Regions from separate parts of the Homo sapiens genome. Here region 1 is linked to region 2. The links are chromatin contacts, found by Hi-C in ENCODE. All regions are on one chromosome and are shown on one strand. Each heading gives the region's core, a stretch centred on a gene start or an enhancer-like site at or near the end of the contact. The rest is flanking DNA. Distances are from core to core; before and after follow the strand shown.

Region 1 (3,969 bases), core at 1,034-3,533, 260 kb before region 2:
ACTGGCCATCAGAGAAATGCAAATCAAAACCACTATGAGATATCATCTCACACTAGTTAGCATGGCAATCATTAAAAAGTCAGGAAACAACAGGTGCTGGAGAGGATGTGGAGAAATAGGAACACTTTTACACTGTTGGTGGGACTGTCAACTAGTTCAACCATTGTGGAAGTCAGTGTGGCGATTCCTCAGGGATCTAGAACTAGAAATACCATTTGACCCAGCCATCCCATTACTGGGTATATACCCAAAGGACTATAAATCATGCTGCTATAAAGACACATGCACACGTATGTTTATTGCGGCACTATTCACAATAGCAAAGACTTGGAACCAACCCAAATGTCCAACAATGATAGACTGGATTAAGAAAATGTGGCACATATACACCATGGAATACTATGCAGCCATAAAAAATGATGAGTTCATATCCTTTGTAGGGACATGGATGAAATTGGAAACCATCATTCTCAGTAAACTATCGCAAGAACAAAAAACCAAACACCGCATATTCTCACTCATAGGTGGGAATTGAACAATGAGATCACATGGACACAGGAAGGGGAATATCACACTCTGGGGACTGTGGTGGGGTCGGGGGAGGGGGGAGGGATAGCATTGGGAGATATACCTAATGCTAGATGACACATTAGTGGGTGCAGCGCACCAGCATGGCACATGTATACATATGTAACTAACCTGCACAATGTGCACATGTACCCTAAAACTTAGAGTATAATAAAAAAAATAAAAATAAAAATAAAAAATAAAAAAAATAAAAAGAAGGAAAAAGAAAAAAGAAAAAAAAAAAAAAAAAAAAAGATGCCCTGTGGGTGGATCACCTAAGGACAGGTGTTCGAGACCAGCCTGGCCAACATAGTGAAACCCTGTCTCCACTAAAAATACAAAAATTAGCCAGACATGGTGGCGAGCATCTGTAATCCCAGCTTCTTGGGAGGCTGAGGCAGGAGAATAGCTTGAACCTGGGAGGTGGAGGTTGCAGTGAGCCGAGATCACCCCATTGCACTCCTGCCTGGGAGTGCAACAGAGTGAGACTTGGTCTGAAAAAAATAAAAAATAAATAAATTTTAAAAGATGCCCTGAAGAAGGATCGGGGGTTCAGTTTATCCAAGAGAGCACTAACTTTTGGGACTAATTTTCCAAAAGCCAAAAGCCAAAAGCCTTCTTGGCAAAATCTCAGCGCTACCTCTTATAACCCTGCCAAACAGTCTTAGTGCTTTATTTTCTGTCTAGGGACCATCTATACTTTTTACCTAAAATGGAAGTGTATTTGTTCAGCAAACATTTGCTGCACACTTACTCTGTATAGAGTTTTAGAGGAAAACAAGGAAACAGAAGAAATCACATCTTTAAAAGGCTCACAGTTTAATTCAGAGACTTGCAGCCGTACCTTAGAGTTAGGCTAAGAGGGTTCACAGTGACCTTGGTTCCTGCTACTCATCTTCCCTTCCTAGTTATTTCTCTTTGCATCCCTCCTTTGCTAAAGTCTGGAGCTCTCTTGCTGCTCTCTGTCCATCTAAAGTAGCCTTTTGCATTCATTTACATAGACACATCTTTTGATGTTCCATGCTCCAAAACGAACTCTCGTGTTTTTTTCCATATCCCTAATAAGGACTCCCATGCTACAGAGTCTGACCCTAAATGTCTAAAGAAAACAGTCTTACGTGGGGATAAGGTGAACAAGATTAATAGGCTTAATTCTCCCCTTTCCCACCTCTCACTTAGGGAGGATTTATGTTTTAAATAACCTTTACACATGTAAATTAATTAGTCTGAAACAGTGTCATTGGTGGGATGTGTGAGCAGGGTGCTTGAGTGTCGCTTTCTGTTCTGATCGTGTGCTGACCTCCATGCTAAACTCTGAAATCACACATCAGTATGGACTCATTGAATAGTTACATAGAAGGGCCTATCTAGAAACAAACAAATGAAAATTACGTGGAGTATACATGGCTTCATAACATTTGAGGGCAAGCAAAATACAGAGAAACAAATCAAGGAAAAGGTTTGTTGAGACAGACTCCCTGGGGTAGGAATGTTTTCATGTGGGTTTTCAAGGGGGTGACGTCATATGCAAACCCGATCCCACTTTTTCTCCTTTCTTAGAAGTTCTGAAAGAGAGATGAGAGTGCAGATATAGATGAGGATAGTCTGTCTAAGGATAATACCAAAGGTAAGTGTGCTTTGAGGTTTAAAATATTTGCTGGAAGCTATTTACTGACTGGTTACTAGGAGACAGCATGACTCATTGCTAACTTCCCCTCCGGGGCCAGCGTTCAGTCATTTATCACCTAGCACATTGGATCAAGACTGATAGAATCTTTAGAAAAAATTATGGAGTTCTCTATTCTAGTAAGGAGGCACTAAACTGTGGAAATAAAATGATCCCTGAAGATGAGGTCCACTGAGAAAGCATCCCGACATGTGTTCTGTATGTACTAACAGTCCAAGGATTAATGTGTGGTGGAGAGATATATACAAGATAAAATACAAACAACGTACATATTAAACAACTGTACAAAGCAATATTAAACCAACGTCAATAGTGAATACTGTATCTTCCCTGAGGACTTCCCCCCCGACCCCCACCCCAGTTTCTGAATGAATATATTTACATTATAACTCGGTATTCCTAATTTCCATGAAACAACACACTTAAATATTCCTTTAATAATCTTTCTAAAGATTCAAATAAGTAGAATAGATGAGGGTAGATTCCAAACAATCAGGTCTTTCAAGATAATTCATAAATTTAAATATAAATTCTAAGATAAATTTGGAAAATATTGAGGGTTGAATTGACATATGGGAAAAAATTAGTCAAATCATTTATACATTGCCCACAACCACAGGGGCATCACTATAATGTAAAGTTTATTGGAAAATTTTTTTTAGATAGAATCTCACTGTGTCACCTGGGCTAGAGCACAGTGGCATGATCACAGCTCACTGCACCCTCAACTTCCCAAGCTCAAGCCATCCTCCCACCTCAGCCTCCTGGGTAGCTGGGACTACAGGCATGCACTCCATGCCCAGCTAATTATTATTACTATTATTTGTAAAGATGGGGTCTTACAATGTTGCCCAGGCTGGTCTTGATTCCTGGACTCAAGTGATCCTCCTACCTCAGCTTCCCAAAGTGGTGGGATTACAAGTGTGAGCCACTGTGCCCAGCCTCATTGGGAATTTTTACAAAGAAATGTCTTGACATATTTCCATAACAACAACATCAGAATTGTCAGAGACAAAGCCTAGATAATATAAACTTCATCTGATAGGAGAAGGAAAGTATTTAAACATCAAAAGAATGGGAAATGATGTTTGTGCAGTTATGTTTGTGAGTGTGAGAGTGAGTAAGCGTGCAGCATATTGTAAAAATAAGCGAAAGGTGATGTGGCAAGAGTGTGTTTTGAAATATTTATTGAAGCTTTCACTCTGTGTTTTGCCTTGACCTTCGCCTGTTCAAAGAGGTATCAAGGTCCGTGCTGTGGTAGGGTTCCCTACTGTAAAAGCTGTCAAAATTCTGAGTCCATTGAGAAGATCGGTGGCTTAAGAAAGAGTGCAAAGTGCAGCTCTCTCACGGGGAGAGAAGAGAGAGTAAAAGACAGAGAAGGAGGGAGGGAGGAAAGAAGAGGAGATTGCATTTTCTCAGAGCAATTAAGATTTCCCTAGTCCAGGCCAGACACAGTGGCTCACGCCTGTAATCCCAGAAATTTGGGAGGCCAAGGCAGGTGAATCACCTCAGGTCAGTAGTTCAAGACTAGCCTGGCCAACATGGTGAATCCCCGTCACTATTAAAAATACAAAAGTTAGCCAGGCGTGGTGGCGCATGCCTGTACTCCCAGCTACTCTGGAGGCTCAGCTACTCTGGAGGCTCAGGTAGGAGGATCACTTGAACTTGGGAGGTGGAGGTTGCAGTGAGTCGAGATTGCGCCACTGCACTCCAGC
Region 2 (4,057 bases), core at 289-2,788:
TGCTGTTATCATCCACTGATCACCTAATTATGAATAATTTCATGTGTTTCCAGCTTTTCTGAAACTCCTTGGAAGTGGTTGGCTTGTTGTTTTCATTAGATAGATGTTTTGTAAATTAACCAACAAGTACAGCATAATTTATACTGAGGGCAAGAGGCACGTACCTCTAATCACAAGAACCTTAGCACACATACATTTCTATTTATATGCACATAAGTATGCAGATGACATTTGTTTTCTTTTTCAGCTTTTTCACATTTTGCATGAAATATGCCCTCACAAAACAAGTTGCTGTAGCAACAACAAGTACACAAATACTTGCATGTGTTAAATTAATAAGGCGATATTGGAAGCTGACTTTCCATCAAGACAGGAACAAGCTTCGGTTCCCATTGTTTTCCCTAGGAAATTACTGAGTGGCATTAAAAAAAAAAACAATGCATCATTAACTGTCGATATGAACGTCCACATTGGAGCTTCCTGTGAGATCCGTTGTCTGCCAGAAAGCTTAAAAACAAGTCAAGGAGCCTGTTAGTGAGAAGGAGCGTGAAGGAAGTCCCAATGTGAAGGTTTGCACACAGCCATATCCTGCTCAAAAAGCCACTTCATATCCTGAGCTACTAAAATTTCCTCATTGTCAGTGGCAGAGTTAATCACACTATGAAATTTGCCTGCCCTGCCTTTTTTTCCAGATTATTCCATTCTTTATTCTGTGTCCCAGAGCTGCTGATCTTATTATTAATTTTACCTTTTTCCTTTCTTTGTTTCTGGTTAATCATTCTAGGATGCAAAATACAGACTCCGTGTATCAGTGGTGCGATCAAAATCTTCCTCTTCAAGCACATCATTAGAACCCAGGCCATTAAGCTCATTGAAACTGAGTTTCTTTTCCTATAAAATAAAAATAACGTAGCCTTCACTCCATTCAGGCTCTCTCAATCTGTGATCTATGAATCTCAGAGAAATGCAGTTTCAGTTTTTCCTTTTCATTTCCGCAAACTAAGTACACAGTGTACTGCATCTTCTAGGGAGACGTTCTCAAAGATCCTGAACGTAGCCATTGACACGCAAAGCAGAATTTAATTCGTTAATTATTTCAATGTTTTATTAATGATAGTGTTCACCACACTGTAAACAGATTTATCCTTCCAGCTTTAATTAAAGCTCTTGGGAGTGCTTTCCTCAAAATAACTGTGACTTTTCTCTGATTAAAATGCCAGGAGACAAAAAAAAAAAAAAAAAAAAAAAACAAGAGACATAATACCTGGGTGGGATATGAACTTTGTTGTTCAAAGAAACAAAAATAGCACCAGGATTACCACACTCCCTAGTGACTTTTGAAATTAAATTACTTGACAAACCAACTCGGGCTGAAACTACTCTTCTCCAAATTTGGGGACTTTTTCTCTTGTGGAAAAAAATTGTGGTACTAGAGTATTTATGCCTTCACTTATTCTGGAGGAGCAGAGAATGGTTGACTTCTAAACCACATCCTGTTTGGGTTGGTAAATCAGCCCTCTTGTGGATTAGTCACACAGAAGGAAACCTAAAGGAAGACAGTCTGTACCTATAAGACCACATCAGCAAACCCTTGAGGCAAGAGCCTCTTCTTTCTCCACTCCATTTTCTAGTGCAGATATTAATTCTCAGGTATGAGAAGAAGGAAAGTTCCAGAAGAGAAGGACTGGAGCCAACCTGCTGAAGAAGCTTGTTTTCATGTTTTCCTTTTGCCTTATATGTATTTCTCAAATAATATTAACGTCTTCCCCATTTTCTCTCTGAAGGACCATTAATGAAAGCCCTTAGTGTGGTAGGGAGATGGGCTGAATGGAATTGAAACACACACAGTCATGTTTAGTCCTTTGAGACAATAGTGTCAAAAGAAAGTAAATGCCCTTCTTCTAAGTTCAACATGAGAAACTGGTCCAATCTAAATGGCCTTTAGGGTTGCTTGAAAGATTTTTAAATTAATTGTGACACATACTCTAACAACGAAATCTTATGTTTCCATAGCGCTCTTCCCTTATAAAAGCACTTTTTTCTTGAGACAGAGTCTCGCTCTGTTGCCCAGGCTGGAGTGCAGTGGCACGATCTTGGCTCGCTGCAACCTCCACCTCCTGGGTTCAAGCGATTCTCCTGCCTCAGCCTCCTGAGTAGCTGGGATTACAGGCGTGTGCCACCAAGCCCAGGTAATTTTTGTATTTTTAGTAGAGATGGCGTGTCATCCCATGTTGGCCAGGCTGGTCTTGAACTCATGGCCTCAAGTGATCTGCTTGCCTCAGCCTCCCAAAGTGCTGGGATTACAGACATGAGCCACCACGCCTGGCCAAAAGCACTTTTTATATACGTCCTATTTTAGTCTTACAAAGTGAGGTCAGTTGACCAGAGATTTTTACCCCCATCTTCACATGAGAAAACTGAGGCCCAGTGGGGTTAAATGGTTCACCAAAGTCCTGACTCCGGAGAAAGATATAACTTGTGAGAAATCACGGTCTTACACAATGGACGTGGATATCCTTCCTCAGACTCAGGAAGCAAGACAGCAGGCACAGAAGGAGAAGTCAAACCGTGGCCAGCGCGTGCATTGCCACTTGCCTCTGGATGTGACACCCAGCCAGGGTGCAGGTGAGGCTTGCAAAGCTCTCTGGCCACTCTGATTATGTTTTTCACTGCATGCTCTTGCGACTGAGGTATGCTGGAGAGATACTCTCATGCCAGCTATTCGGAGAAACATAACTAATCCTGGCATCAGGCCTAATGGGCCACAGACGAGGCTGTCAGACACAGTCAGGTTTGCCACCCTCGGCCCCAGGGTCCTTCCTTCAGTCCTCCAAGGTTTCCCATCCATACACTTCACCAACATCCCATCCAGAGTGGTGAGTTGTTGCTTCTGGCAACTTCCAAAATGGCTCTGTCATGATTCAAAATTTGAATTGCCTGTTACAACTTGCAGAGAATGGACATGAAAAATAACACAATGGCGTAGACCTGATTTCAGGAGCTGTGAAGGGCCTGGACTTCCTTTAAGACCAAATGGAGTGAAATAACTTATGAGCCCTTGGAAATATTTCCTCTGAAAAATGGTAGTATGATATTTATTTATCACATTTCAGGTGGGATGAGTGAGTGCTGACATATTCAATTTGAAGAATTTGTTACTTGAAACCCTTGTTTTATCTTTAAAGTTAGAATCTCCCCACATTGAAAGTAGAAACTGAAGTAATTTACCTTAAAGCTTTAGAATGTCATTTGTTTTAACAAGTTTCATATACAATTTTCTTTTCTCTTAAACTTTCTGGACAGATCTTTTTATTCTCCAGTATTAATGGGTTGAGCGTGGAAGAGGTATCGCCTGTGAAATCATTTTTGATTTTTTTCACCAAATTGCTGGTTTCTCACAGGTTTTGTCCATAGTGTTGTATTCAGAATTGGTTCCATCTGCTAAATTGACTGATCCAGAGCATACATAGGACCAGGTTATCCTGATTGTAAACACTCTGTGCCTATAAACCAGACACTTTAGGGGGTGTATTAACTCATTCAGATCATTAGTAAATTGCCAAAATTACATTAAAATGATACTTTATAAATCTGTAAGTAGAGAACTGACAAAAATAGCTCACTGGGTTACCCAAATGTGGAATGATGCATGTAAAATACAGTGTTGGCAAAACTAGGGAAAATACAGCTGTTCAAATGGATGTGGATTCCCCAGGTGTGCTCTGTGTGTGTGTGTGTGTGTGTGTGTGTTTATTGCAACTAATACTAATATGCTGTTTCAACCAAAACATTCATCTGGAAGGAAGACAATTTGCTTTAAAAAAAATTCCCCAAGGTGAGCTTTTGGTGCTTACCCTGATTCTGCATTGACTTCTATTTCCTCCATAAAATAAATGCTTTACATACTACCCATTAATGAAGCAGAGGTCTGTTACCTATGACTGAGTTTCCACCCAGGAAGTCTGTTCCATAATCTACAGTGTCCTGAGGAACTTTTCCTAATGTTGTCCTGGGACCATGGCTTTTCACATCACAGGGAGTCATTTGAAGGGAATAT

Evidence for each region. A loop is a pair of places that touch in the nucleus more often than their neighbours do. Pooled maps may share reads with other maps.
Region 1: a loop to region 2 is called in a pooled map, with 4 times the contacts of the local background. The contact joins two enhancer-like sites. A Hi-C loop is called at or near these places in 1 of 168 maps with a recorded cell type or tissue (cardiac septum), 1 of 37 single-sample maps with no recorded cell type and 5 of 50 pooled maps.

The regions. Positions count from the first base shown.
Region 1 is chr10:33,507,630-33,511,598 of GRCh38, reverse strand. No RefSeq gene overlaps it. Among named protein-coding and RNA genes, the nearest start is that of LINC02628, 91 kb to the left of the region's middle. Within about 2 kb of position 2,283, at least 8 of the 41 ENCODE cell types and tissues checked have a DNase peak (open chromatin) inside an H3K27ac peak, as active enhancers do.
Region 2 is chr10:33,246,277-33,250,333 of GRCh38, reverse strand. All of the region lies in intron 6 of NRP1 (neuropilin 1), which reads left to right. Among named protein-coding and RNA genes, the nearest start is that of NRP1, 86 kb to the left of the region's middle. Within about 2 kb of position 1,538, at least 6 of the 41 ENCODE cell types and tissues checked have a DNase peak (open chromatin) inside an H3K27ac peak, as active enhancers do.